2 separate regions of the Homo sapiens genome follow, and region 1 is linked to region 2. Evidence: chromatin contacts called from ENCODE Hi-C data. All regions are on one chromosome and are shown on one strand. Each heading gives the region's core, a stretch centred on a gene start or an enhancer-like site at or near the end of the contact. The rest is flanking DNA. Distances are from core to core; before and after follow the strand shown. Region 1 holds the start of EXO1 (exonuclease 1). Region 2 holds the start of COX20 (cytochrome c oxidase assembly factor COX20).

What was found. Hi-C counts contacts between places; a loop is a spot of excess contacts on that map. Pooled maps may share reads with other maps.
Region 1: a map of CD8-positive, alpha-beta T cell shows a loop between it and region 2 (9-fold over the local background). The contact joins the promoter of EXO1 here to the promoter of COX20 in region 2. A Hi-C loop is called at or near these places in 1 of 168 maps with a recorded cell type or tissue (CD8-positive, alpha-beta T cell), 1 of 37 single-sample maps with no recorded cell type and 6 of 50 pooled maps.

What each region holds. Positions count from the first base shown.
Region 1 is chr1:241,846,164-241,850,958 of GRCh38, reverse strand. EXO1 (exonuclease 1) reads right to left here and starts at 2,755. Exons shown (of 16, transcript NM_130398.4): 1 at 2,606-2,755; 2 at 1,932-2,228; 3 at 1,743-1,847; 4 at 373-550. The coding sequence starts at 533. RefSeq lists an enhancer at 2,720-3,059.
Region 2 is chr1:244,832,623-244,838,030 of GRCh38, reverse strand. COX20 (cytochrome c oxidase assembly factor COX20) reads right to left here and starts at 2,373. Exons shown (of 4, transcript NM_198076.6): 1 at 2,275-2,373. The coding sequence starts at 2,316. RefSeq lists silencers at 2,020-2,309, 2,350-2,399, 2,640-2,979 and enhancers at 2,480-2,599, 3,140-3,199, 3,703-4,462.

The DNA of each region.
Region 1 (4,795 bases), core at 1,506-4,005, 3.0 Mb after region 2:
GGAGGCTGAGACAGGAGAATTGCTTGAACCTGGGAGGCGGAGGTTGCAGTGAGCCAAGATTGTGCCACTGCACTCCAGCCTGAGCTAGAGATTCCATCTAAAAAAAAAAAAAAAAAAAAAAAGAATAAAGGAGATATTAATAGTCTTTGTCCATCAGTGTCTTGATACTCTGGCTTATTATAAAGAAAGAAAACTAGGCCTATTATCACAGAAGGAAGTCATCCCTGATTTGGGAATATTCTAAAACATACAACTTTTACTTCCTGATAAGTTCTGGCATTGAGTGAAAACAATCCGTTTCTGGGGGAGAAAAAAAGGCACTGTAGGTCTCATTCTTAATTGTCAAAGAATTAACATAAGGTCCAGACTTACCTATCAGTAGGTTCACCTTTGGCTAGTTTTTCAGCACAAGCAATAGCTCCTTTGTGAAGCCAGCAATATGTATCCACAGCTACTACCTGCCCTTTATACTTCCTCACATGGATGGGTTCTGAAGCTTCTTTGATAAATTGTAGCAATCCCTGTATCCCCATGGTGCCAAATTAACTACCTGATATGAAAAGAGACAGGGAGAACAGTAATATTTAAAGAAAAATACATTTATTAAAACATCTTAGACAAATGAAGAGAAAGCTTGGAGTCCAATGCAGAAATTGGTTTGTTGTTTTTTTTTTTTTTTGAGACGGAGTCTCGCTCTTTCGCCCAGGAGGGACTGCAGTGGCCTATATCGGCTCACTGCAAGCTCCGCCTCCCGGGTTCACGCCATTCTCCTGCCTCAGCCTTCCCAGTAGCTGGGACTACAGGCGCCCGCCACCGCGCCCGGCTAATTTTTTGTATTTTTAGTAGAGACGGGGTTTCACCATGTTAGCCAGGATGGTCTCGATCTCCTGAACTCGTGATCCGCCCGCCTCGGCCTCCCAAAGTGCTGGGATTACAGGCGTGAGCCACCGCGCCCGGCCAGAAATTGTTCAGATATTCAAGAATCACTGCTCTTTAATATTTTAGCTGGGCTCCTCCCTATCAAACAATTTCCATAGGGTAGAATTTACATTAATCACTAATACTACCTCTAATGCCACTTGACTGTTGCTTATTGTTTGTTTAGTCTTTCCAAAGTGCTTTTGCACTTTCACTCCTGACACATGCTTCAAGGAGCCAGGCACAAACAAAACCATGCATGCGATGGCATCGCATTGCCTCTACAAAGGGCATTAATCATAAGGGTCAACGTGCAAATTCAAATAGGAGTAGAAACTCAAAACAGTTTGTAGGAAGGTAAGTATTTCAATTAAAAAACAAAGGAAAAATTCAAAAAGAATTACAGAAATGATCCTGTACTTTTTTAGGACTGAAATTCACTGCTATTAGAACGCATTATTCTAAGCACGAACATTCTGGTAATAAACAGTGGTGGCGCCCAGGGGCAACTCCATCAGCCTCTCTGAAAGCTACCCTAAAGAACTGTGAAACTGCGTCTGCTATGCAAATACAGCTTCAAGACAAATGCTTTAACTTTCCACCCCCTTCCATTCCGGTTGCAGCCCCCTAAGCCCTTTCTATACAGAGATTCTGGAACTGTCACAACCCTTTCTGATGAAACGACCTCCCCCCACTCTACAATAAAAAGTCAGTAATGGGCACTGAGCAGTTGCTTAGCATTTCATAATACAAATCTCTCCTATCAAACGTTAAGTTTGGAAGGAAAGGAAGAAAGAAAGTACAGGATCAGGAGGCAGCTTTACCCTGTTGACACCTTATCAGAGCTCTAAAGGCTCTGGTCCAGCAGTTCTCAAATTTCAGAGGTTCTTAGACTCTCAACTCCACTCAGTGACTGGGATTCACTAGTTCTGCTGTGAATGAATTTTAAACAAAGCAGTTAATCTGGATGCAGGTGGTCCTCAAGCCACAGTTTCAGAAAAACAGTCTCTTACCTCTCAGATGATATCTAAAAAGAGTTTTCTCTCACTCCGAGGAAAACGGATATAATAGTTCATGAAATTTACATAAGTTTCTTCTGGGCCAGGCAAATATCCTCGAATAATTATTTCTTCTTTAGCGTAGTAAGAATGGCTGAGTGCGATAGTAAGAATGACTGTGTACATATCTCAGAGGTCGCATGTGGCACTCGAGGTAACAATAACAGCACCATCTTCACTTTATCCCTCTGTCTCGCGGAGATGTGCAGGCGTGGCCCCCAAGCCCATTCCAGACGACACGTTTCCTTAGGCCTGCAAAATATTATGGGAAAATGTACTTGTCAACATTTAAAGGTGGAGAGATTGCATGTAAAACCTGGACTGCCAGCTTCTGCGGAAAAATGAGGTAAGTCTGGCAACCCTGGCGCCTGCTCCAGCCCGGAATCGTCTGCTCTCTTATCTCCCTCCGTTCACTGAACTGCAGACCTCTGGTTGCCAGACGTCCCCTCGGAACAAAACACATACTCCACTCAGGCTAAGGGCTCCGCTGTTGGGTTGGGAAGATCACGCCAGACCCTCTCCTTCCCTTCCTGGAAGACCCGAATCCCGAGAGGAGGGTCGGAGGTGACGCGCAGGTCGACCCCCAAGGGAACCCACCCATTAGCCTCCGCACAGCCCGCTCCTCTCACCTTCCGAGAAGGGACTCTCCTCCTCCCCTTGAGCGGAGCCGATTGCGGTTGGAGAAACCCGCTCCGACGCCCCTAACTCACTGTGGCCAGAGCACCCACGGCCGGCAACGCAGAACACGGGTAACTTGCCTACACAGCGCGCGAAAGGCTGACCTTTCAATTTGCGCGGGTTCCTTGCGGCCCCGCCCAGAGGATGTGACGTCAACGCGTATCCCGCAACCCGGTTCCGCCTCCTGCGGCTTCCAACTCATAGGGTTGCGTCCTGAGCTCTCCGTCTCGCTGGGTAGACAGCGGCTCACTGCCATACGACTGCAGCCGCTGCTGCCGGCCCGAACTCCGTGCGGCTTCTTGAGGGCGCGAGTGGCACTGGCGCTGATGGCCGATGGTGAGCACCGCCTCGGAAGTTGGGAGTGTTTACACCCGCCGGGGCTGCTGGGCGTTGTAGTTCCCTCCTGGCTGCAGCCCCAGTTCTGGAGGCTGATGTTGAAAGAGCGCCGTCGCGCGTTGATGTTGAGGCTTTTCAAACCTGAAAAAGTTGCTCAGTCCCCCTCGGCGTCATCAGTCCCATCCTAATTCCTTCATTCTCTTTAAAACGCCCGGTTGCCTCTACAAATCGAAATTGAATTCAGTTCACGCTGGGTTCTTTTCCCCATTGCAGTAGTAGTAGTGATTAAAATCTGCCCCTACCATTTTACCTAGAACCCAGCTTCGTTTATTTTTGACATAAGTCGGGGAAAAATTAGCTATATAACAAGACCTTGAAAATGGGCCTTAGAGACAAAGACTTTAGAGGCATTTTGGACTTTCATGGTCACTTGTGGCTAGGTTTCCAATCCTCATAACACCCCAGACCTCGTCGCTGTCCTCTTAGGGATATTGTAATTTAAAAAATTGGAAGAAACCTTAGGCCAGACCACAAAGTAATGTTCTGGGCTCAAAGATCAATAGGAATGATAATGCAGACTCAATTCAAGGAATTGAAGGGGAAGAAGTGAGCACATTGTTAAACATGCTCCCCATTTGATTACGTTCTTTACATCTTTTCCTCTTTTAAAGTCTTTTTATGATCACTCTAACATCTATCATGCCAATTTTAAAGGCATCTATGATGCCTTAAATTTGTTACTAAAATTGTTGAAAAGGTGCCACATTTGGGGAATGTGTTTGGAAAAGCTGTGTTGCTTTCTCCCTGGTTCTGGTCTTTAGAGCTGGGACTAGGAGAGATGAGAAAAGTTATCTTCCCTCCCTCTTCCAAAGGCTATGGTAGACCTAACCCTAAACTAGCTTGGAGTGGACTCTTGGAGAAAGTGGGGGACAATTTCAAACTGCAGTAGATTAAAGAGGAACTTCGATGTGGGCAGCATGTGTTTGTAGAGAAGCCTTCTTACACTCATTGGACTATCCAGCTGTAGTAACTGCTTCAGTACCTAGAATCCAACCATGAATATATCACACATGGGGGTCTTAGGAAGGAACCCCAAAATCAAAAAGGTGTCCATTCCAGTGTCACTGGATCTGTCATAAAACTAACATGAGAGTTTGCTGCACTGTGAACGGCTCATGTATTTACTGTGAATTTGACTCCCAAGGTTTCAAACTGTATTCTTGGCTGCAGTGTTCAAAGACTAAAATTGGAAAAGAAAACACTAGTTACAATACATTTCACTAACAGAATATTTTTACTCTTTGGGAGGACAAAACCATTTGCATCAATGTGTGCAGTAATTTACTACTGCCTTAAGTGTGCCTGTCAGTTCCAGGTGGCATGGAGGCATAAAGAGATGTCCTGTGTCTTCAAGGAACTTAAGATCTAGTTCTGTAGACAAAACACATGTTTATGAGACAGTTAAGTCACAAATCATGATGGCATGTTATTAAATGCTGAAATAAATGGTATATCCCATATGTTTCCAGCTTAAGACTCAGTTCCAATGTTACCAGTTTCCAAATGTCTTCCCTAAGTTAGATATTTGTTTGATATGCACAAGCATTCTGTGATGGCTCTTTGGTCCTGACACTTCTCATATTCTCATTGTGTTTGAATTGTCTTTGCCCTTCAATAGACTGAAAACCTTTTGAGGTAGGGTTGCCAGATTTAGCAAATAATAACGTAGGACACCCAGAAATTTGAATTTCAGATGAACAACAGATAAATTTTTAATATATCTAATGCAATATTTGAGACATATA
Region 2 (5,408 bases), core at 1,124-3,623:
TTTTTTGAATTGGGAAGCTCAACCTGTCCTATCAAATTACCATCTATCAACAGTACCTTTCAGATCTTGATTCTACTCATAAAAATGTGTATCAGATGACTATAATAAGTCCTCTGTAGCCTCCGATTATGCTCAGAATCCTTACCATTGCTCCAAAGGCCCTACATGATCCCATGCTCTTTCATATCCTACTCTTGTCCACTAGTCCAGGTACAGTGGCCTTGCCATTCTAACAAGCCGAGATGGTTATTACCGAACGAACACATGCTGCCTTTCTCCTGGATCTTTGCATGACTGGCTCAGTAGAAGTCTTGCTTATTGATTCCTCCAGTAGAATGTCAGCTCCTTAAAGGGATTTTTCCTGTCTTGATCAGTCTAGTACCTCGTTCAGTGTCTAATACTCAGTAGGTACTCTAAATATTTTTTGAATGGGTGAATTAAGAATTTACCTGAATGTGAATTTACCTGTATGTACCAAATTTCACATTTTAAAGTTTCTTAAAGGACAAGAATGTGGCAGAGGACAGTTTTTAGGGGCTAGTTCTATCAAGGTATGCCAGCTTGGTAACTCCCATTTTTACTTTAGGTTTGCTAATTCTTATAATAAAATAATCCTCCCTGGGTTGTGCTGGAATGATCACTGACAAATTCTTTTAAAAAAAATAACCGCAGGCTTCCTTTCTGACAGCACCTTGGGCTGTTAATTCATCATAGCTTCTATTAATTTAATTAGCTTTTTGATGGGCTCTGATAGGTACTACTGTTTCATGAGCAATTTTTGTTTTTTTGGCCTCCCACCTCTGACTGTGCTCGGTTTGAGGCTTATAACTATCTTCATTTCAACAACTACAGTATTGTTTTGCTACTTACTGATGGGCCAGTTAAATAGGTCAATGTTGATCCTCTTTTAAGTTTTTTTTTTTTAATTTCCAATGGATTAAACCACCTTTATGACCTTTAAAAACAGCAGTTATCTCCTACCAAAAGTCCCATTCAGGATTCCAGTGTTTATCACAAAACTGAATCTAGGATTTACTGTGTGTATGCAAAGATCTTTTTTTTTTTTTAAACACTAAGCTTATTCCAGATGGGCAGTGTATGGGACAGTAAAAACAGATAAGGCACCAGTAGTACGTAAACTGACAACCTGTTGGATATTAAGTATGAAAACAATTTATACAATATTTGTTAATATTAACCATATGATCTGATGTCATGGCCAAATTTGGATGGAAGCCCACCAGAGAAGCAAGCAAGAGCAAGAAGTGAGCAGAATTTCCAAGCTGGGAGAATATCTTAAGTATATATTAGGAGCCATTTAGCACACAGTGGGTCTTCTATAAATATTTGCTCGTGATTAGCCAATGTTACGATCTCCCTAGTTTATATTAAACTTTTTTCCTCTTGCATTATTCTTTTCTGAATACCTGTTCTGCCCTGAGGATATAAATTAGGTTCCCTGCTCTTAATAAGGAGCCCAGGAAAAGAGGAAAACAAGATCATTTATTACCTTCCAATATGATAAATGTAACGACGTACAAGATGCCTGGGAAGATGGGGAAAGTACGTAAGTCAGCTTTGGTGAAACACAGGAGCCCTTCCAGGGAGAGCGCTTGGTTTAGCTTTACTATACCAAGAATTTGGGTTTTATCCTTAAAGAGATAGGATGGGCTGCTACGACTGGATGTTAGGCAGAGGAATGAAAACTGTCCAGTTTACAGGCTGGAAAGGGCCAGCGGACAATAGTGGAAGGTGGATTCAGGAGAGTATGGAGACAGGGACACCAGCTAGGGAGGCTACTGGTGATGGGGAAGAAATCTTAACCCTTCATCTCATCGTAGTACAATCAAGTCATCCCTCAGCAATTACTCCTATGTTAAATGTGATGAATACAACGTGTTAAAGACAAGGCACCTGTCCTCAACGGAGCTTTAATCTCTACTATTAGCCTTTACTAACAAATTACAGTGCAGTGCCCTTAGCAGCAAAATTTTCTCGCCAAAGATTCAGTATTGTTAGCTTATTTCATAATGACCTGTAGTAAGTCATTAGTACTACTGGTCCCCTCCTCCCCCTAGTTTTGGTCAATTTTGTCCCGGCCACTTAGATTAAAATGTTGGAGGCTTGGGATAAGGACTAGGAACAGTTAAAATAGTTTCAAGCCCATGGGTGGCAGAGAAGCCAGTGACACGTGCTCCGGGCCTAGGAGCTCCGCGGAGAACGTCCTTACCCACCGCCCACCCGCGGCGCGCGCCCCGCCGACCCCCAGGTTACCTTCCTCTCCTCGGGCTCACCGGGCTCCGGCGGGGCGGCCATGAGGACTACTCCGCGACTCCACCCGCCCTGCACCGCCGGGGTCGCGGAAGCAGAAGCCCGGCTGGCCGCGCCCCTCCCCGTCCCGCCCCCACGCGCCGCCGCCTCCCGCCCTGTTCCGACGCGCCGGCCGCCATTTTAGGGAATGTTCCTAACGCTCCGCAGTGGCCGCACGGGGCCGGGCTGTCATGTCCTTTGTTCCGTCGAACGGGTCACACTTTCTTCCAAGCTCGGCACACAGCCTGCAGGGGCGGGAGAGCGGAAGGAGATGGGTTCGGAAAACAAACCGACTCCTAGATTCCTGGCGAGGTGGGGGCGTAACCGAGCCAGACAGCCCCGCTTCCCGCGCCAGCCCCCTGCTCCGCCCCAACCGCCATTTCTAACCGTCTCCGGCGCGCGTGCTCACACGCACGAGCCTCGGGCGCGCGCCGAGGGGCGGGGCCGCTGCTTTGTCCTGCGGGGTGGGCCCCACCGCGGGGGTCGGCCCGGCCCCAGCCCCCAGCCCGCCCCAGCCCACCGACCCGGAAGGCGCTCCGCGCTGGCTCGGCGGCCCTCGTCCCCTAAGTGTCCTTTGTCCTTCCGGCCACGGGACGAGCCCTTGGTGCCGGGGCAGCCCCACTCTGCACCAGCAGCCATTTAGTCCCCCGCGCCTGCCTTGCGCAAACGGGGCTCCCACGCCCACCCCACTTCCTCCCTTTTATAGTTTCATTACTAAGTGGCTTTAACATAGAACCGCGCAGTTCGCCTAAAGGAGACTGGGGACAAAATGGAGGGAGCAGCTCGCTAATGAACATGCGTCAGCACGTTGGTGTCCGCGGAGAGGGCGCGCGTGTGGCGAAGTCTTCCGGCGTCCCCGAAGGAAAAATGCCTCTGCAACGTGCATTTTTGATGTGAAGTCGTGTTCCACGTTTCACTCCTCCCTAAGACTGCGACATAACGTGAAACAAAATACTGCATATTGTCGAGCTCAATGGAGAACGCGTGCATGCAGGGTCGAGCCCATTTTTCAGCCATCAAAATAATACAATGCAATTTTTTCTAGTATTTATAATTTTTCCCCTTTAACTTTATGCCTCCTTTATGTACTTCTACATTTCACGTTTAGGTTATATGTAACCTAAGGGCACTCCTTAGGAAACTGGACTTGTAGAATATGTCATTGTGCAAAGTCATGCTGCTTCGAATTATGCTGCGCGCTGGCACACAGCAAGCGCTCAGTGTTAACGATGTCGAATTCATATTAAGTACTGTTCATTGGGCGTTTTCTTACTCCGTAAGGACCTTACTTGCATGCCCATTTGATACCTTTCTACAATCCCAGTAAAATACACAGTTAAGGTTGTGTATTTATGTGTCACATTTTTTTTTTTGAGGTTTTTTTTTGCGGGGGCGGGGGGGGTTTTTTTGTTTTTGTTTTTGAAATTGTAGTTAGAAACTACATACTGTGCCGGGCGCGGAGGCTCACGCCTGTAATCCCAACACTTTGGGGGCTGAGGCGGGCGGATCACGAGGTCAGGAGTTCGGGACCAGCCTGGTCAACTTGGTGAAACCTCGCCTCTACTAAAAATACAAAAATTAGCCTGGCGTGGTGGGGGGCGCCTGTAATCCCAGCTACTCGGCAGCCTGAGGAAGGAGAATAGCTTGAAAACGGAAGGCGGAGGTTGCAGGGAGCCGAGATCGTGCCACTGTACTCCAGCCTGGGAGAAAGAGCGAAACTCCGTCTGGGCGGGGGGAGAAACTACATACTGCTCTACTGTTTGCTAGGGAAAAGAAAAAAAGTCACCCTACTGGTGATATCCTGCCAATTCTGGATTCTCTGCTGAAATTATAATGCTAACTATGCTTTGAACTCCGGATCTGAAAGGCCGTGTTGAAGGTAGTAATATTCCATGAAGGAGGGGGAAATCCTTTTGAAGTCATTGTTGATTATGTTGTAAAAGGAAAACTGGAAAAGTACCAGCTAAAACACCACCGAGTCATCCTATTTTATTTTTATTATGACTTTGAAAATTTGCTAGAGTAGACATTGTTGGGGTCTATTTCATTTGTCTTTGAAAAGTATTTTCATAAGGATGATTTATTTTTTATTTTTTATTTTTTTTGAGACAGAGTCTCACTTTGTCGCTCAGGCTGGAGTGCAGTGGCGCAATCTCAGCTCACTGCAACCTCTGCCTCCCGGGTTCAAGTGATTCTCCTGCCTCAGCTTCCTGAGTAGCAGCTGGGATTACAGGCGCCTGCCACCACACCCGGCTAATTTTTGTATTTTTAGTAGAGAAAGGGTTTCACTATGTTGGCCAGGCTGGCCTCAAACTCCTGACCTCAGGTGATACGCCTGCCTCTGGTTTCCAGAGTGCTGGGATTACAGGCGTGAGCCACTGCGCCTGGCCTATTTTAAAATTTTTATTTTCACAAAATTGCATATAATATTTCCATTTTTAATTGTTTAACAGTTATAGAAAGGAAAGTAAAAATCTCAGTTCTTTCTCTCCTTTTTAAGGTAAATATAACTAACAGTTTGATGTCTCTCTTTTCAAACTCTTCTTTATCCTTCTTAAAAACAATTATTTGTAGAGACGGGAGGTGGGGGATGGTGTGTCACTTTGTTGCCCAGGCTGGTCTCAAACTCCTGGACTAAAGTGATCCTCCTGTCTCACCCTCCCAAAGTGCTGGGATTACAGACATGAGCTATGGCACCCGGCTTTTTCTTAATTAAATATTATTACACGAGGCCGGGCACGGTGGCTCATGCCGGTAATCCTAGCACTTTGGGAGGCCGAGGTGGGTGGATCAGCTGAGGTCAGGAGTTCAAGACCAGCCTGGCCAGCATGGCAAAACCCTGTCTCTACTAAAAATACAAAAATTAGCTGGGCATGGTGGCACACACCTGTAATCCCATCTTGGGAGGCTGAGGCAGGAGAATCGCTTGAACCCAAGAGGTGGAGGTTGTGGTGAGCCGAGATCGTGCCATTGCACTCCAGCCTGGGCAGCAAGAGCGAAACTTCGTCTCAAAAACAAAAAAAAATTATCCCACGAATACCTATATTTTGTCTTAATTAAAACAACACTGGAATATATGGGGTAAATAATGAAAGGCT